Regions from separate parts of the Homo sapiens genome. Here region 1 is linked to region 2. Evidence: chromatin loops called from intact Hi-C (ENCODE). Cell type or tissue: K562. All regions are shown on one strand. Links, peaks and the distances in the headings refer to the core of each region. The heading gives the core; the rest is flanking DNA.

What was found. A loop is a pair of places that touch in the nucleus more often than their neighbours do. Peaks named below come from ENCODE experiments on the same cell type or tissue, not always from the same donor. Only the 100,000 strongest peaks of a DNase experiment are listed, where the experiment ranks them.
Region 1: a loop joins it to region 2, with 13 times the contacts of the local background. A loop is called at or near these places in 25 of 110 quality-filtered maps.

The regions. Positions count from the first base shown.
Region 1 is chr18:3,865,980-3,876,479 of GRCh38, forward strand. The region is part of intron 4 of DLGAP1 (DLG associated protein 1); the gene reads right to left. Among named protein-coding and RNA genes, the nearest start is that of DLGAP1-AS3, 7.0 kb to the right of the region's middle. In K562, for the core only: a CTCF peak has its summit at 4,092 (motif pointing left); a DNase peak (open chromatin) is centred at 4,072.
Region 2 is chr18:3,276,675-3,287,174 of GRCh38, forward strand. MYL12B (myosin light chain 12B) reads left to right here. Exons shown (of 4, transcript NM_033546.4): 3 at 579-740; 4 at 1,091-1,787. The coding sequence ends at 1,263. Among named protein-coding and RNA genes, the nearest start is that of MYL12-AS1, 20 kb to the left of the region's middle. In K562, for the core only: CTCF peaks have their summits at 3,315 (motif pointing right) and 4,950 (motif pointing right); DNase peaks (open chromatin) are centred at 3,327 and 4,967.

The DNA.
Region 1 (10,500 bases), core at 881-8,880, 590 kb after region 2:
CTGTGGAAAGAGCACTAGCCTGGGAGTCAAGGGGCCTGTGTGTTCCTAAAAAAGTCAATTCCTCTTTTTTTGGGTCACAGCTGGAGAAAAGGTATGAAGGTAACATAAGAATTTGTCTATCAGAGCTTAAAGCCCAAAAGTGATTTTGTAGTCTGAGTCAATCAGGAACTCCTGGAGTCCCAGGATCAATTGCTGTCTTTTTAATGAAGGGCAGGGCACCAGGGCTGCAGTCTGGACTGCTGCTGCTGCTGCTAATACAACTTACCACACTGGGGACGGATAACTTTCCAAGCTCAGAATACAGATCCCAATTTTTTGGGGGGAACTTATCAGAGTTTTCCGATTGATCTCATTTATTAAGAGTGGGCTTATTAAGAACAGATACAGAAGTTTCCCTCCTGGATCATTAAACTCTTTCTTAGACAGCTTAGATTGATTAATAGGGAAGGAATGGGCAGTAGTTTTCAAATTATAGACAGCCCAGGTACAGGGTGGGGTGGGGTGGCTTGGGGAGAGAATTTAGATTTGAAACCTCCTGTTCTTGCGTCCATGTGAGTAGTGCTGTTTTAAATTGTTTTACATGTTTTGCTTTATTTGAACACAGACTTTGGTGGTTAAAAAGTACAAAATGCACTGGGCTAAGTGATACTTTGAGTTGTTCCAGACACCTGCTTCTATTGATGGTGTGTGTTCTTGGAAAATTAATAAAGAAAGGCATAATGAGATGCTCTTTCTAGAAACTTTAGCAATAGACAGGGCGTAGGCCACAGCAAATTAGATCCAGCCACCAGAGTGGAAAGGGCAGGGGCTGGGACTGGAAGGAAATGTCTTGAATATCCATCAAGTGTGGAATTAGTGTTATTTTTTATTTTATTTATATATATTTTTTGAGACAAAGTCTTGCTGTGTCACCCAGGATGGAGTGCAGTGGTGCTACCTTGGATCACTGTAACCTCTGCTTCGCGGGTTCAAGCAATTCTCCTGCCTCAGCTTCCCAAGGACCTGGGAACTACAGGCACATGCCACCACACCCGGCTAATTTTTTTGTATCTTTAGTAGAGACGGGGTTTCACTATGTTGGCCATGCTGGTCTTGAACTCCTGACCTCGTGATCCGCCCGCCTTGGCCTCCCAAAGTGCTGGGATTACAGGTGTGAACCACTGCGCCCAGCCAGAATCAGTGTTATTAACACTGTGAGTCACAGTGTGGGTAACATCAAGATAACTTGAAAATAAGAGGAGCTCAGGAAGACTTTTGAGTGCCACTGCTTTTCCCCGCCTCTCTCCACAACTGAGGGCCATGGAAATGCCACTTAGCCTCTCCAGATCTCAGTTGTCTCATTGTAAACTGACAATCTTGGACTAGGATTCCCTTCCAAATTATGTAATAAAATAGCTGCACAAAAGGAAAGGGAAAAGAAGTGAGAGAAGGGAGTACTGGGGAGGGGAAAGTATTGCTGAGCTCAGCTCTCTTGCTAAAGAGGGTTCACGGGGTGGGGAAGGAAGGAGGAGGGGATGAAATTAACCACTGGTATGGGTTTCTAAGGCTTGTGTCAGTAAGATCAGTGAACGAAGAAATTAAGGTCCTGCCTAGCATGGGCACAGTGTTCCAGGAGTGTCATGCCCCACTCTGGGGGCTCTGTGATGTGGACCATGGGTGGGGCCTCGTAGGCAAAAGAGAAGGGCTGTTGGGAGGAGAAATGGGGATGGGGAAAATCATTTCAAATTTCCCATGATGGAAAGGCTACAGGAATTGGTTATCTAGATTTACAAATAGAATCTAATAAATAAAACTTGTTTTTTTTTATTTTTTGTTTTTATAGCAGTGTGAAAGTCAAAGTACATGTTTTTAAAGAAGCATGAAAGTTCAGATGAGACACACTTGATGGCTTGTTCAGTTCATGAGATCTTCTGGCATGAAATAAAATGTTTCTTTTTCCATGCAGTGATTGCGTAACTCAAATATGGCAAAGCTACCTACACGATAATTTTCGGCCTGTGGATTTGATTTTTCATAAGCCTCACCACACACCCCTCACAGAAAGCTCTTGTTTCTAGTGGATTCGTTTCACCTCCTTTGTGAAAGCCTTAGAGAGAAGGCAGTAAGCAGGGAAAATCAGCTATTTATAGGCGTTTTTGACTAAAAGTGTCTGCTCAGCGTGCCATGGAATACTTCCAAGAGGTGGGAGAACAGGAAACGATCTAAAATCGACTAGAAGGCTGGAGGAGTGTTATGGGGGAATGATTTTGCAGGGGAGTCATTTTCAGAAAGCTCAGGTTTCATTTGCAAACAAATGAACTGACACCCCTTGAGTTACAGATAAGCCTTTGAAACTTTTGCTAGTTAAGGAGAGAAGACAAAGACATAAAATTTCTAAGGATTACAGGTAGGGTTCCTTTAAAGGACTTTAAAAGGAAAAGTCCTGTAGAAAGGCCTCTCTCCCTACTTATTTACTGCCTAAGGGGATGCTAGCCAGATGGACGTCCACAGAGGAGCTTAGACTGGCAGGTGGCATTCAGAGTGTAAACTGCAGGTCCTGGGATGGCCTACAGAGTCTTATAGTGTCCATAGGATGATCTCTATCATCACTAATTTCCACTTTTATAACCAAAAATGGCAAGCCTATTTGGTCAAGTTTTCATAATTAAGAGATATAATTTCATTAAATGTATTAAACCCTTCCTGTGAATTCTGAATGGTTTTGTTTTCATTGTTTTGATGACATTGGAGAAGCAGGCGAGGTAGAATTTAGACTGCCCAAAGTCACAGGGCTCACAGAAGAAGTTTGAACTTCCGATGGTTCTGTGGAGAAGAGGTCATGAGAGAGATCTGGCTTCAGTGTTTACTTGCTCTTTTCAATTTCTACAACATTAGAAGAATGATATACCTGGCTTAGCGACTTTGGGCACGAGCAAAGAAGAGTGATGGCCAAGGACATTTGGTCATCTTCTATCAATGGTGGAAAAGCACCACGGAGGAAACACTCCACAGAGAACCTGGTTCTCCTAAGCCAATTAAAGAGGTGATGATGGTGGATAGAGTTCCCTTGTAGACACCTCCTATGACTGTTATTACTAATTAAGCTTGTCCTGTTGACTTACCAGAGCTGTCTGGAATAAGGCAGCAGGAGCTTGACAGACTTAACGTATGAAAACAAAAGCAAGTGTGTATTGCGTTTTTTTTTTTTTTCCCTGTATGAATACACTAAAGCTTGAAGAAGCCAGAATTATATTCCATCAGCCAATATCAAGCCATGGGAAAACCTGATCCACTGAGGCTGAGCTATCAAAAGATTAATCCAGGCTGGTGCAGTGGCTCACAACTGTAATCTCAGCACTTCGGGAGGCCGAGGTGGGAAGATCCCTTGAGGCCAAAAGTTTAACACCATCCTAGGCAACATAGCGAAACCCCGTCTCTACATAAAAAATTAGTCTGGCACGGTGACCTGAGTCTGTAGTCCCAGCTACGCTGAAGGGTGAGGTGGGAGGGTCGCTTGAGCCCAGGAGGTCAAGGCTACAGTAAGCCATGATCACACCACTGGACTCCAGCCTGGGTGACAAAGGGAAACACTGTCTTTCAAAAAAGAAAAGAAAAAAAGATTGACTGTGATACTCTCGACTTCAGACGAAAGCTTTCTGCGTTTAGTCGGCACACAAGACAGTGAAATTTTACACCCACACTGTGATTAAGACCTACTGTCATCCCATATTGGAAAGGGCTTTTCTTTACCACAGAATCAGACATGCTAATCCCAATGCCAGCTTAATAAAAACTAGATGAAGTGAAATACAAAGGAAAAAGTGGTATGGTACATGAAACATGGGAAAGAGCTAAAGCTTGTTAATGTTTGAGGATCTACAAACTTGGAATATTTTCACACTGTATTTTTCATTTATTTCTCAAATTTGAAGTTAAATTTGTTTCTAAGACCTGAAGCAAACACAGTCATATCATCATGCCCATTTTACAGATGTAGAAATAGAAGTGCTAAGTAGAGCCCAAAGTCATGTAGCAAGCCAGCATCAATAAAGCTTGCAGTCAGAGCGCCTGAATCCCATATTTTCATCTATTAGGCTCTACTGCCCCCTTCAGTAAATACAATGAGAAATTAAGCCTTACAGTTCCCTAGAACTGGGTTACTTAAAATGCAGTTCTGGGATTGATCACTGTCAGAATCATCCCATATCTATGAAATCGGAATCTCTTGGGTGGATGCCAGAGATCCTCATTTTATAGACACTCTCAAGGTGATTCTTGTGCACATAAAATTAAGGAAGCTTTACCTCTAAATATTCAATGATAGAGCAAGTGGCCATACATATATATGATTCTCTACAGGCATACATGTGATATTATTGTGCCCATATGTACCCGTATTGATTCCACTTTACAATATTTCATGTAGCATTTCCAATTTTAGAGATAAATCCTTTCCAATCACTTACTTTTACATGTAGGGGGCAATAACTAAGAGATTAGCTTGTAGCTTTTAGCGTATGTATCCTGCACACTATTCCTCTCAGATTTGCTGCAGTTGCTCCCATTTAATATATTTGGTCCCATGGTCCCATTGTTCCAATACGTAATTCCTACCTGTCACACCATACATATTTTATACATAAATACATCTATCTATCTATCTATCTATCTATCTATCTATCTATCTATCTATCAAATAAAGTTTGGCCTTTGCAAATATGGTAACAGCTATGTTAATTTTTATCCTGGAGAAGTAAGATGAGGGATGCTGATTTCAAAGGAGTGGAAGATGCTGGAAGGATGCATGCTGTCTTCAAAATCTAACCAGGGCTCTGAGCAAATTCCCTAAAGATCACATATCCTAATGTGTTCTGCTCTATGCATCCTCCTTTGCTACGTGGTTTACCATGATCCAGGGAAAACTCATCCATTAAAGGAGGAACACACCAATTTCTTTTCTTTGGAAGTTAAAATAAATAATTGCAGGCATTATTTAGTTAATCTTTGCCTCTTCTGAGACTGTTGAGTCACAAACTTGCTTCAACTCTAACTTTCAGATAATGTCGCTTCTCCCTTTGCTTCCCTGTGCCTTGGCCCCATTGCCTTAAAAGGATGTTATGAGAATGGATAATAGAATATGTACAACATAATGGGAAGAGAACAGCACTGGTAGCCAGGCAGTGAGCCTGCGAGTGCCAGGTTCCACTGGCAAGATGACTGATTTCATCGAGGTATTTCCTTAGGATTTTTCTCTTTTCAAAAAACTAAATTGGACTAAATAATTTCAAAGCCTTCTTTTACAAGGAGATTATTAGATGAAAAATAGATAGGAAGATACAATGTCCGCATTGCAGGGAGATTAGTGTGAATGGGAAGCTACACCAGATGACCTTCTGATCAGGAGGTTCTACTATTCTAAAATTGTCATTTTAAGGGGAAAAAAACCCAACTCTGCCTGGTCCTTTAATTATGTATCTTATGATTTTAGAGTCTCGGAGAATTAAATCAGGGAGGAGTTAGACAATCTTGCAAGCGTATATTAAATTGTGGTTAAAAAAATTAAGGAGAGCAAAAGTCATTTATTTTACAATTGTTGGATTCTCCCTTATTAAGGGGACTAAAACCTCTTTATTCTTACACCAGAGAAGCAGGACATCCCTAACTAGTCTACACGAATGGTCCAAGGTGAAGTTCAATATAATCACTGGAAAAGCACAGTAATGAATTTTCCAACGTCTATGAAAAATCTGTTTCTCCACTTCATAGTCATACCTCTTCCATGGACTTTGTGAAATGGCACTCTTAAAATGGATCTGAGTTCATGAATCAGAGATCAAAAACAGCATGTGTATAAATGCATATTTTAGAAGTATTGTTGCAGGGATACCTATGCAGATAGAAGGTGTATATATAAACCTGCACACATGCACCTGGCATGCAGTAACCGCAGGCTCACATAATTCTGCTTCATAGACAGTTCTGTGATATCACAAGCCTGATTTTTGTGGGAAGTTTCCTAATTCTGTGAAACAATTAGTAGAAACTCCAGTTGACAGAGAACAGTGACCTAATATACACAAAAGGACCCACATATCCAGAAAATTCATTGTATAAATATATCTTAGAAATGGAAAAAAAGCAGGCATATTGCTAGACTTTAGCAAATGAAACAAAAAGTTTTTAATGAGAGTCCTAAATATTCCTACATTTAAAAGATCAGGGAATCAGAAGAGGTCTTTCTTTAATCACGTGAGTGCTCTCCAAGACAAAAAAAAAAAAAAAAAAAAATTAAAAACAAGAATTTGGTCAAAAGTAACAGTAAGAGTAAATGTTATGCCTTTCTTTACACAATATTTTCTCCTTTATCTCTGTGTAACAGTAATTAATTGATTCTTTATATCATTACCTTTTAGTTTATAAACATAGAGGACTGGGTTGAATATAAGTAAATCAGTCACTGAAAAAAAATTAATGCAATTACCTATTGTGGTTTTAATTTAAGAATTTGGAAAAACACTTAAATATGAATTTACCAAAATAATGTGAAAAAAAAATTCTCCCTGTGTGATAACCCACTAAGACAGATTGTTGTCTTTGAACCTAAACCCAAAGTGGTGGAAAACATAATCTAATTACAAATTAAAGTCAGCCTGGCAATACTGCATATATTTTTTAGCAGTTCCTAAAAAACCTGACACAAAAGAGCAATGTGTTCTACCATTCACAAATCACTGTGTAAAATTGTGTAATGCCATGATCTCATGTGGGCTAGAGACTGTGGGTGAATAGTTCTCTTAAAGAATGGTGAATGATTACCTTGATTTACTGTCTTTAATTTGCAATCAAGCAAACTGTCTTCTGAGGAGAATGGAAAAAGGGGAAACGAAATCTACTGGCCACTGAGAGATCCAAGGCTAGTTTTTCTCTTTCACTCTTTGCTAACTAATGCTATGCCTTTAATTAGTAGATTGGAATTCTGTGAGATCAGAAAGTGTGTGTTACAGGCAGAAACCTCTGACTGTGGCTAACCAAGCACTTTGGTGTTGCCGAAAATGTCTTTAGAAAACAGTGAAACTGAAGGCCAAGAATAATAAAGTTTCTTTAATAACTTCCAAGAAGGCTTTCCTATATATTTTTGATCTTCCCTTTACTACCACTGAGTCTTTCTGGACTGCTGCTTTCTCACAATGTTTTGTCAATTTTTTTTTCCCTTTATTAATTGGACCTGACAATAGTGAGAATAAAAGAGAATCAGAGAGAGAGAATTAACAGAATTCTGCTGCTGATCACTGATTCCACATCCAAAGTTAGCACCAGGCAGGAGCAATCTCATCTTTTTATGAATGAAGAGGGGCATCTCTACCAAGATCAGTGAAAAACAGGGAGAAGATTGTGCAAACCCAATAGGAAATCCATTCAGGAACCTTGACATTCACTTGCTGGATTATTAGGGCAATTTAAATTAAAAATAAAGAAAATCATCAATGAATGTGGTGGATGGGATTTCAGAAAAAGGCAGCAAAGAAACATCCCAGTAGCCAAAGTCATTAGCAGAACTGTTCAGCACTTTCATAAATTGCATGTAAAGTAGTTTTAACTGAATTGGGAGACTTAAAATTGTTCTAACACAAGAGGGAGGAAAACTCAGCCAGGGAAAGAAAACTCCCACTGGGCAAAGATGGAAATAATCTTGAACCAATTATTGAAAAAAATAATTTTACCTGTATTTAAAAGATCCTGGATTCATGCTTATGAATGCTTCCTCAGTGATCTTGTGTGGTACCTTATTTAAGCAGACCCCCACCCCCAAAAAGAGCAATCATCATAAATGTTAATTTTGCAAAGCAACAGTAACTATTCAGAATCCTGGTCCTGGAAAACAACCGATCATATTTCAATCACCAGCCATATAATATCCTCTAAGAGCACCTAGCAGATCTAAGGAGATCATGTGTCAATTAAAGATTTTATAAAGCCCTTGTGGAGACACAGATTTGTAGATATCTGATGTCTCCATCTGCTTTTTTACTATCTGTGCACACATTAATTTGTCAGCTCTTCCAGTCTTTCTAGCCATTATTTAGAGGAGAAATAAAATCACAAATACTACCCCTTCCTTTCCCTACCACAAAAACCATCCAAATCAACACCACACTATTACCAAATACAAAGTAATAAAAGAGTTATACCCAAACCTGGTCAGTCCTTCCATTTCTTGAAACTTGCACACAAACTGAAGAAACCCACTCAGCCTTAAAAAGGTCGATCATTTTGCTTTCCTAAAATTTCATCTCTGGGAGTGCTTTCCTTCTCGGTCTGTCTTGCTCTCTCTCTCGCTCCCTCTGTCTCTCTCTCTCCACTTCTACCGCGGAGAGAGCGTTTTGTTTCCCTTTTCCTGTTTCTACGGCTGAATGAATGCAAAATACACTGTTTGAAGGGATTTTTCTTTTAGGTTAACAGTTGGAAATCTAAAATCTTGCTCTTCTGAATGGCTTTATATGTCAGTCACTCAACATACAACATTTACATAAAGAGGCATAAACAGAACCAAGAATTCTGCTTTTTAAAAGCAAAAACAAAACAACAACAAAAACCACCTTTTATTCTATCTCTGAACCTCTTCCTATTTTATTTATTTAACTATTAAGCACTTACCCTGAGATGTGCCATAAATGCTTTATTCCAAATGTATAAGAGCCAACCACATCTCAACTGAGAATTAAACAGTTTTAATGTCTTCAAATCCATGTTCCTGCTCCCAACCCTAATACAGACAGTCACTGGCAGCGGTACAATAGTTCTAAACAGCAGACATCTGATTCTTGACATTTAAAAATAACAATATTGGAAAAAAAAGGAGTCCCTTTTTTTATTAACTGCAGACAGCTTGTGAGTGAGCACTTATCACTCATAATACAATTGACCGTATTAACTGGGACTTGCAACGATTTCAAGCTACAGTATTTGATTCCTAAGTCAATGTCAGGCAGAGGCTAAATACTTATAGACTTCTCATTTTCTATAGAATCATGGCAATGGCCTAAATTAAGCGAATTCTAAGTGATAATTCCGCAAAGAGAGAAGCAGAGCTTTGCTAGTATTTAGACTTTATTATTGGTGATTACTAATTTCATCTTTGTTAGTCTTGAATCAAATTAGGGACATAATCAGTTGTTTCATTGTTAGTCTAATTTCATATCCATGCCCTCTTAACTTCTCACATGCATATGAGGTCAAATGCACACATACATTTACCACAAAATAAATCAAGTAATAAAATAAAAAATACGCACTCATTTCCATTACTGAAGCATATTACGGAGTTGGGTAGATTTGGGATCAAGTGCTAGCTCCCCCACTTACTGTTTATGTGTTCCTGGGCAAATGATTTAAGCATTTGTGCCTGTTTTGTTGTCTATAAAACTAAAGTAAATAATACTCTACAAAGTTGTTTTGAGTACTTAATGAGACATACACAGTTTCTGGCACATAATAGATATTTGATATACACTGCTTCCTTCCTCTGCTTTGTATTTGGAGGAGGTAGAGATTGGGCATAGTAAATGAATACAGACTTTGAAAGCAGACAAATCAGTTTTGACCCAACGTGTTGCCACATACTAGCTGTGTGTCCTTGGGCAGGTTACTTAACCTAATTTACGAAATCTTAGCTTCTTCAACTGTGAAATATCTCTAGAATTTTAAAGAGCAAATTAGACAACATCTGAAAAACATACAGTAGGCATCTCTGAAATGAGAGTCCTGGGACTTCCAATTCTTGAAAATAGTTCTAATTAGTACTCTGACACATGTAATTTACGAGTTTGAAAATGCATACTGAGATCATACATCTTTTGGACCAAGCGCCTCATTTTCTAGCAGAGGAAGGAGGTCCAGAGAGCTGAAAGCATGTTTCCAGGTCATGTTACTAGTTAGCAGCAAATAAGGACTAGAACGCTCCGGGAACTAGAAGAATAGTGCTTTGCCTACTAAGTCTCTAATATTGAAGTTAAATCCATTTGTAAATCCAGCTTCAATATTAGTTGGCAATTAAGGCAATAGAGCTGAAAAAAAAAAAAAAAGAACTCCAAAGAAACCCTCTTTCCCTCTCTGTTTTCCCAAATTTACTTCTAAGAATGAGCCTATAGATGAAATTATTCCCTTGGAGCTAGCTGGCACGGGCTAACCCTATCTTCCTCAGCAGAGCTTGCACGGGGTGGCAGATCCTCTTTTCATTTCCTAGAAGCAAGAAGGGAGCCAGAAGCCCAGTTCTCAGGAGGTATTTTCTATTCTCCTCTGACCCCATATGAATATATGGCTCTTTCTTCCCTTTCTTTACAGCATCTCTTCAGCCTCAGCACAGGGGTTGGGAGGTCTACACTGTTTTACATTTAATTCTCTTACTAACATACTACCTCCCAACATTGAAATATAGATTTTTTCCCCTAGTTTGAAAGTCTTGCATAAATAGAAGCTTAATACATTCAATATCTATTAATAAGGATTAACTTGGAGTTTAGT
Region 2 (10,500 bases), core at 1,516-9,515:
GAATATTTAGATTTTTTTGTATGACTGGTATTGAACTGACTCCCCGATGGACCATTGATGTTATCAACATTCAGGATGTAGGCCGGGCGCGGTGATGCACGCCTGCAATCCCATCACTTTGGGAGGCCAAGGCAGGTGGATCACTTGAGCTCAGGAGTTCAAGACCAGCCTGGGCAACATAGTGAAACCCAGTCTTTACAAAAAACAAAAAATTAGCAGGGCATGGTGGCACATGCCTATAGTCCAAAAAAAAAAAAAAAAAAAAATTAAGATGTAATAATGTGGCACTGCCTGGCTTCAGGTTTTTGTTTTGTTTTTAATGAAAAATAATGAACAGAAAGTTCACATAAACGAATAAATAACCTTCAATATAAGCCTGGAATACATTTTTATAATGATGTATCCAATATTTTTTAAGTTGTCAAAAATAATCTTTTTAAAATGTTCTTAAAGTTAATTGAAAAATTAGTTTCAAATGATGTACATTTTAAAAATATGTTGGGGAGCATAATAATAGTGAAATAACTATTGAAATTAAATGTTTTTGTCTTTAAATGTTAAAATGTGTATTCTTACAGGGAAGAATCCCACTGATGCATACCTTGATGCCATGATGAATGAGGCCCCAGGGCCCATCAATTTCACCATGTTCCTGACCATGTTTGGTGAGAAGTTAAATGGCACAGATCCTGAAGATGTCATCAGAAACGCCTTTGCTTGCTTTGATGAAGAAGCAACAGGTGAGTGCTATTTGTTTATGCCCAGCCTCATTCCACACTATATAAAGTACTTCTGTGAAATAGAAGGGGTTTTCTTTTTTTACCTTTAGAAAATATTTGCTTAAGAATAATTTTGTAAGCATATGATCTGTTTCTGAGCTTTTAAATGATTTGATCTAATATTAACACAGAACTCTAAGAATAATTGGAAAACATAATGATATAGTTCATATAGCCTTAGTTCACTAACTTACTTTGTTTATAGATATGGATATTCTGAAATATTTTATACGATTGACAAGCTTTAGGAATGAACCATCAAAGTGCCAGGAAGTATTGATGACTGCTTTCTTCTTTCTATTGTCTTCCAGGCACCATTCAGGAAGATTACCTAAGAGAGCTGCTGACAACCATGGGGGATCGGTTTACAGATGAGGAAGTGGATGAGCTGTACAGAGAAGCACCTATTGACAAAAAGGGGAATTTCAATTACATCGAGTTCACACGCATCCTGAAACATGGAGCCAAAGACAAAGATGACTGAAAGAACTTTAGCTAAAATCTTCCAGTTACATTGTCTTACTCTCTTTTACTTCTCAGACACTTCCCCCACCCTCATAGAACCTGTTGCATGCAACTTAGTTTCACAGCTTTGCCTCTTCTTTTTGATGTATTTATTCCAGACCTTTCTGCCACTTAGCACTTGTATAATCAGACTGGAAATGGGGATGAGGGTGTAAATTGTATTGAAAAAGATCGCGAATAAAAATCAACAAATGTGAAAGCCCAGAAAAATATATTCGTATTTCTGGTTTTGCTGGATTTTTACATTTTTATATAATAAAAATGTTATTTTGAAATAAAGATTATGCTGACTCAAATGCAATGTAATGGCAAGTTAAACAAATGATTGATAGGTGGGGGTAGTCCTTTTTTCAGGTTTTCAACTTCATATGATTCAGGTTTTATGGTAAAATTGATTTTTCACATATATGGGACAGTGTTCTTCAGAACTTTTAAGTACCCTTTAACATTATTATGCAGTAAAAACTAGTTATGCCATTGTTTTTCACGCTTCTAGTCAGATGTTTATTAAATGATAAATATAGAATGTATCTGGGAAAACATTAAACATTGCGTTCATCTAAGATTCTGAGAAGAGGCAAAATTCCGAAGATTAGTTATTGTACATTTACTATATGTGGAGCGTTGTGCCTACACAATTTTTCTTGAATCTTCCCAACAACCTTGTGGGATTTTTATTAGCCCTGTATTTCAAGTGGGAGGACCTAGCATACTTGAGCAGTTGATTAGGGTAACTATTAGGACATGAGTTGGAATTCCAACCTAGGGCACCTAACTTCAGAGCTCACAGTGCTGGAACCACGATACTGTCTCTGAAAAGCCCCAAATGTCTAAAAGAGTCAAGACATTTCTGTTCTATTATGATACAATTCTGTGGTCATTATTGAAATTTAAAATAATCTTGGGGTAATTGATGATTGGAACAGAATTTCAGAAAATTCTATTCCAGGTTAAAATAAACAATACTATTGTGTGTTTGAAGGCACTTCATGTAATATATAGACTAGAAAAGAGCCGAAAGACAAGGTTGCTGTGAGCTCAGAATCCTCAAGGCCAAGCAATACGAGAATAAAGAGAACAATCTAAAAAAGGAAAAAATCCGTTTTAAAAAATTACCCAACGTTGTTCAATACCGATTTCCCCTCTTAAAAGTATTGTGATGGTATTTTGTCTGCTTAACACCAAAGCATTTATATGTTGTTTAATATTGGTGCTTTACAACTTGGGGCAGTAGGCTGGTCTGTATTCACTTGCTAACAATTTGCCTGGGCTTCCTTTTATCATTAGAATGAGGGAGCAGCTCATATGAACTGTCACATTTATCACCCAATCCTCTTAGTCTCTGAGGTATCAGTTCTACTTTTTATTAATAGACCTGAAGTTTAGACTGAAGCTCCTGCCCAAGATCTAACAAATATAAGAATCTACATCTGGCTCTTTTTTCCACTTAGAAGCTTAAACTCACCACAATGTGTCACAAAACCAGGTGGAGAATTGTGTGTTTCACAGGAAACAGAAAAATACGGTGGGATAATCTTGATGATTATTGAACCATTGTCAACCACCTGTTATGTACCCTACACTGTTGTAAGGGTTGGGGATAACTGGGGGGTGGGACAGACAAGGATGCTGCCCTCGTGGGACTGCATTCTCTGCTGGCAGACAATCCATGTGCAATTTCAGGTTAAGTGCTGTGCAGAGAACTGGGCATGCATGACAGGGTGGTCAGGAAAGGCCTCTGGGTGGTAAGCTGAGATCTGAATGACAGGAAGGAGGTCCGGACCCATGTGAGGATCAGGGCGAGGCTGTCGTGTGGTAGGAGCATCGGGAGAGCACATGGATGATACGGGTCCAGGGAGGGTATTTGGAGCAGAGTCCTAATGTGAAATGCAGGGAAGAAAGGTGATTTATATTTTTAAAATCAGTGTTGGTGCTGTGTCTTGAATGGAGGGGCACGAAGAGAAGCAAGAAGGCCGGTATGGAGGCTGTTGCCGTCGTCCAGGCAAGAGGGGGCAGCATGGACTCAGGTCCAGGGGAGATAGCTATAAAACGCCTCTCCGGGTCCTATCTGTTTCCTCCCCTCCAGCTCAGCCTTGTTTCCATCTCTGGCATAATCGTAACTGTGCTTATTTTATTGATCTGCTTAAAGCCAGATTTGAAAAATTGAGAGAAAAGTTTTGAAGATTAAAAACAAAAAAACTTAGTTGTTTCTCGACTGCCTTACGTTTACCTGACACACTGTTCTGTTTCATCTGTATTATTTGTGAAGAGTGTTGTGGAATCCAGTAGTGGAAGACACCTGGGCCAAGACTTTGTTTCTTTTTGGTGTCCAGTAAATATTATTAATGATGACGATGAAAACTTTGTCTACTTAATATCTCCTTTTGAGAACCACATAGTGACAATCTCCTAAGTTGATGGTTGATTCTGTGGCCACTGCAGTGAGTGTGTGTGTGTGGTCACATAGTGAAAATGCACTGAGTATTCACTATGTACGAAGCACGTTACACAACTGCCCTTTGAGGTAGGTCTTTTTGGGTTTTTTTTGTTTTTTTTTTTTGAGACAGAGTCACTCAGGCTGAAGTACAGTGGCACAGTCTTGGCTCACTGCAACCTCCACTTGCAGGTTCAATCAAGCGATTCTCGTGCCTCGGCCTCCCAAGTAGTTGGAATTACAGGTGTGCACCACCACACCTGGCTAATTTTCGTATTTTTAGTAGAGATGGGGTTTCACTATGTTGGCCAAGCTGGACTCAAACTCCTGGCCTCAAGTGATCCGCCCGCCTCAGCCTCCCAAAGTGCTGGGATTACAGGCATGAGCCACCGCGGCCGGCCTGAGGTAGGTATTGTTATCCCTGTTCTACAAATGAAATGTCAGGGGGCAAGGAAGTAACTTCCCAAAGTTACACAGGGAATAAGCAGTGGGGCAGTCACCTGAGCGCAGGCAGTTGTGCTCCTCCCAAGAAAGTGATTATGGAAACACCGTCGATAGTTTCTTATGGTCATGAGCCAGTTTTACAAGCGTTTGTGAATTGTGCTTGATCCTCAGAACGCTAGGAAGTGGATAAAGTAGGAATTGTCATCCCATTTCACAGATGAGATTACTGAAGTTACCTGACCTGCTCAACTTTGTATAACTAAAGAAGCTAGAGAAATGTCGAGCTTCTAACCTTTTTGACCGAGATGGGTGCTTCTCATTAAACCTATAATTTCCTAATTACATAATTAGTACCTGTAGCCTGATCAGAATGTCTCACAATGTATATATTTAATACTGTCTATCCTACGAGCAGCAATTATACTGATTTGCATCTCAAAATTGATATGTGTTAAAATATAAGAAACAGAAATATAAAATAAATTTATATTTCTTAAATTATAAGAAACACAGTTTTTGAAATAGAAACATAAACTACTGAAAAATCGGGTATAAAAAGATCCCTTAGAAACATCATCTGGGAAATCTGAATGAGGATGTAAAGATTTATCACATACTAAAATTTCAAGAAAAGGTTTCTTGTATAGAAAAATGATGAAGATGATGGATTGCACATATCACACAGTCTCTTAAGTGGATCTTTTTTTTTTAGAATGGTTGTCATAGGCAATTTTAGAGACAATAACTAGAAGTGTCACTAGGTGGCACTATTGTTCTTAATATAGTACTGTCTTAACCCATTCCCTAATGAATTTGAGATAAAGCAGCCAAATCATGAGTATCTAGACAGCATTATTGTCAGTAATGCTGTGACTTTCTCAAAGTTGTTTCTTAAATAATTGATGAAAAGTCTTACAATTAAATTCATACTATTTCATGAGCCCCAAATGTAGGGAATAATCTCTAGGACTCCTTTTTACAAATATCAATGGCAAATTCCCTTCCCCTTCTCCACCCCTTTTGCCTTTTCCTTCCCCTTCCCCTCCCCTCTTTTTTCCTTCCTTCCTTCCTTCCTTCCTTCCTTCCTTCCTTCCTTCCTCCTTCCTTCATTAATTTACAAGTATTTATTGAGTGCTTGGAAAGTGCCAGAATCTCAGCTTGGCTCCAGTGGCTTTTACACCGAAATAATGACCTTTGTTGAACATGAGATCATAGGCTTTGCACTGAAAAGACCAGACTTCCTCCACTTACTGACTTGAACAAGTCGTTCTTGTTACCATCACTTCAATTTTAGAGATGAGAAGGCTAAAGCACAGAGCTAGTGGTTATGTATGAAAATACTCTGTAAAATTATGCTTTATATAGGAATGCTATTATTACCACCTCAGGAATGTTGAGAACTGTATCTATTATAGTTCTAGATAATATACTCTAATAAGGCACCTAAGCTGATGAAAAACAGGTCTAGCACAAATGACTATGAGACAGCTTCTATTTTTTTTTTCTTTGAGATGGAGTCTTGCTCTGTCACCCAGGCTGGAGTGCAATGGCGTGATCTCGGCTCACTGCAACCTCCACCTCCCAGGTTCAAGAGATTCTCCCGCCTCAGCCTCCCAAGTAGCTGGGACTACAGGCGCCTGCCACCACGCCCAGCTAATTTTTGTATTTTTAGTAGAGACAGGGTTTTGCCATGTTGGCCAGGCTGGTCTCAAAAGGTACGAAAAGTATTTTGTGAGATGCGTATGAATGGGGGTGTTTAAATATAAAACACTGTTCTAACACGTCTCACAGGAGACCAGCCTAATCTTTTACCAGCCGCACTTAACTGCAGTTGATTGTATTGCCAGGACACAGGCTTCCTTTCAGACAGTCATTCTTAATGAACTTGATGATGATTCATATTTCCTCGTGGACACTGGTAACTAGCACAGCGAAAACCAATCTGAGGACCTTCGTCTACTCGCATTTTTTAATAATCCGAGTGTAAATTGAGGTTGGCTCATTTGGGAGGTTGTGCTTACTGTACTTTTTCTCAAGTAATCTTTTATTCAATCTATTTATTCAGTTCTTACTTACTGAAGTGTACATTACATCTGAGAGCCGAGGGTGATAGCGAAACTAGGACCCTACTCTCTGGGAGTGTTTTAATGCCCAGCACTTTGGAAGCACGTAACGAATGTGAGTTCTTATCTGTTACCAGGGTGCCAAACAGCTGTTCAGGAGCTGCGACGGGTGTCTAACTGCTCACTGAAGAGGTCAAAGAGAGCTTTGAGAAATGCTTGCCCTGACAGTGATGTTTGTTCTCTCAGTGCTACCGCTGATCGCCTTCATACCAGCCAATCGCATAGCTGAGAACTCAAGCAAGCACGAAATAGAAAAACCTCAATTTGAAGAGTTTTATATTGAAAATATCCAGGATTTCCTGATTATTTTACAGACAAGCTAACGAAATTCAGTAGATGACCTGCGTTTCATCGCTGCCAGATGATAAACATTTGGGAGCAGGGACCACTTGCTGAAAGGCATCTTGAGAGATATGCTCCCACTTCTCAGATCGGAAGACTAAGGCCCCAAAGCCTCCAGATCTAGCCTCTTAATCCAGGCTTCTTCTTAGCCACTGTGGTCTCACCCCGTTTATCAGGCAGTGGGATCTGTCTGCCCCACCCAACTCCAGAGCTTTTCCTTTTGTTTTGGAATTGCCCTTGAGTTCTGCGCTGCTCTTCTCCTCTTCCCCGTGGGTATGAAAACACCAAGGATGTCAACAGGAAAAGACAAGGATCTGTAAACAGAGAAGCGAGCAGGAAACAAGGCCCGCATTCATGGGAATAAACTCAGCAACCCTAGAACATTTGCCATTCATAACGGCAAATTTTAATCAGTGGTGCTGAGAAACTCTTCCCAAGCAAAAAAGGCTTGTGTCTCTCTGGGGTGGGCCTCTCTCCTTGCTCCAAATCTGGTCTTAGTTCCCAGTCTAAGGTAGCTAGGGGATCTTCACAGCACACTCCTTGAACAATATCACATTTATATAACCTTGCCCCTCCCTTGTTTGTGAGTCTGGCTATTTCTTTCCCTGTTAAAAGACAAAACCCCAACCTCGTCATAGAACACCCACCAAACAAGAGCAGGAATCCCTCTTTATCTGATGGGCTTGCCATGCAGAGCTGCGGACCCTGAGTTGCCTGGCAGATGGGAAGCAAGCCCATCCTGCCCTGTGGAGGGGAGGGGCGGAGGAGAGCCCACTGCCAGTCCACAGCGGCCACACTGGAGAGACCTGCAAATCCGGGCTGGCCGTGCAAATCCGGGCTCATTGTCAGGCTGGCAGCATTGGCCAGGCCTGAGTAAATCAAGTGAAACAGAAGACAGATGGATGTGACCAAGTTATTGCCAAGAGGAAACAGACAAGGTAATTTTAAAGAGATGAAAAATAAGCTTTTCTACTCTGCATAATCATGGAGATGGAAAAGGTTAGATTCTTGCTTACCTTTTCAGTGCATATCTGTGTTTTTATGCATATGATTTTTGTTGTGATTTTTTTCTTTTTGACCTCATATGTTGCACCTATCTGTCATGTCACTGCTACCACTTTGCTACTTTACCTGAATATGTGAAAACGGACCTCGATTTTGAAACTCTTCCGTGGCACATTTTTCTTTTATTTGAAAAGATGCGTTTGATTTAGAAAATACAAAGGCACTCTCCTACTTTCTTTGCACCTGGGCTAAATTGGACATAGGTATCAAAATTAGCTACCTCCTCACCTGTGAAAGAGACACTGATAACAGATTGAGGGTGGGATGGGCCGGCCGTGAGGACCTGTGGTGCAGGTCGGGGTTGTCCAGGCCAGGGCAGTGTGAGTCAGGGACAAGTATGTGTTCCAGCTTTTGTGCTTGTGTCACAGAGGTCAGAAATGACAAGCAGATAGGGAAATCTGTGGCTTTGGTTTAAAATAGAGCCCAGGTAGGCCGGGCACAGGGGCTCACACCTCTAATCCCAGCACTCTGGGAGGCCGAGGCGGGCGGATCACCTGAGGTTGGGAGTTCGAGACCGCCTGACCAACGTGGAGAAACCCCGTCTCTTCTAAAAATACAAAATTAGCTGGGCATGGTGGCCTATGCCTGTAATCCCAGCTACTCGGGAGGCTGAGGCAGGAGAATCACTTGAACCCGGGAGGCGGAGGTTGCGGTGAGCCGAGATCACGCCACTGTACTGCAGCCTGGGCAACAAGAGTGAAACTCCCTCTCAAAAAACAACAAAAAAAATAGAGCCCAGGTATTGTATTTTGAAATCAATTTATATATAATATGTGTGTTCCATGCATATGTGCACATGTGTGTTCATGCAGCCATAAATCAAACATCTCTGGAAAGACACACCAGAAGCTAGTTGCTGTTGTGGTGGGAATTTGTAGCCATGGGCCAGGGGTGAGAGGAAAACTTAATTACATTGTAAACACTTTCTTTTTAAAATTTTAGAATGTGCACTTGCATTTCCCATTAAAACTAAAACATATGATAATCATCTTAACTAAAGGATATATTCTTTACAAGCATAGGAAAAATCTCAAAGTAGTCCCATTAAGCAATTTCTTCCTTGGCATAAGGGGAATAAAATCCTAGTTGTCACCTCAGTTTGAAGGGAGGTTAAAGTGGGTTATCTTTCCTTTATGACTTTACTACAGAGATGTTGAAGGGCCAAGCATATGTTCCCAAGTAAGCAAGTGGCTCTTGAGTACCATGGGTTCGGGGGCTCCTGATAGCAGTGCTACGGCAAAGATGGTGAGAACTTTGGTGTTTGTGTTGGTTGGGCCTGGATGCCACCTTCCTGGCCCTGTCATTGGTTCACCCGTATTCTTAGAAAGATCTGAGCTGGAGTGGTGGAGATTGAGAAAATGAATGAATTGGAAGAAGATTCTGAAGAAGTAGGAGTGACTGAAGAATCTGTGAGCTCCTCTATTGACAGGGAAGAGCTCCCTTCCCTGTGGCCCCCAATACAAATGTGAAAACCAATCCCAGAAAAAAACAACAACAAAGATCACTAATAGCAGTAGAAAAAAATACATTGGGGGTGGGAAATATTATATTCTAATATTAGAAGTAGGAGACTAGTTAAGGAGCTCCTGCAGCACTTCGGCCAAAAAGGAGTGAGATGGTGAAGAAGCGGGCAGTTGCAGAAATGATAGGAGTGACACCGTGCTTTCCCTCCCCTGGAAGACAGGGATCAGGATGTCGCTGCAGGTCTACTTGAAGGTATCAGTAGAAATGGACAGACAGCATCTGTATTAGTCAGTTCTTACACTGCTACAAAGACATACTTGAGACTGGGTAATTTATAAAGGAAATAGGTTTAACTGACTCACAGATCTGCAGGCTGTACAGGAGGCTTGGCTGGGAGGCCTCAAGAAACTTACAATCATGGCTGAAGGGGAAGCCAGCACGTCTTACATGGCGGGAGGAGGAGGAAGAGAGAGAGCGGGAGGAGGGAAGAGAAAGAGCGAAAGGGGAAGTGCTACATACTTTCAAATGACCAGATCTTGTGAGAGCTCTATCACAGGAACGGCAAGGGGGACACCCACCCCAACCAGGCCTTTCCTCCAACACTAGGAATTACAATTCGACATGAGATTTGGGTGGGGACACAGAGCCAAACCATATCAACATCCAAGCCTATGTCAGATCAAGGCCTAGGGAACTCGTGCAAAGGCAGTATCAAATGCATCCAACTTCGCCAGGAGGAGGGAGCTAAAGGATCAGACCAGGTGGGATGGAGAGTGAAGGGAGAAAGTGCAAGTAGATGCCAGAGTGGCCTGATTTTGTGGGTCACTTGCAGCTGCTGGTGAGCATACTAGGAGCCCTGAAGGAGACACAGGGAACACATATATGGGGATGGATAGGAGTCTGGGATCACTCACTTTCAGGCTTACGGAGTAGCTGAGTGGGTGGAGGTGTAGTCAAGAGAGATAGAGAGTTCAGGACAAAGTTTTGGGGGAGAAAATGACGAGTTCAGTTTTAAACATTTTTTTTTTCAATTTTAATTTTTCATTTTTGTGGGTCCACAGTAGGCAAATATATTTATGGCATATATGAGATATTTTGATACAGGCATGCAATGCATAATAATCACATCCATGTAAATGGGGTTTCCATTACCTCAAGCATTTAGCATTTCTTTGTGTTACAAACATTCCAACTATACTCTTTCAACTACTTAAAGATGTACAATAAATTATCATTGACTGTAGTCACCCTGTTACGCTACCAAATACTAGATCTTATTCATTCTCTCTAACTTTATTTTTGTACCCGTTAACCATCCCCACTT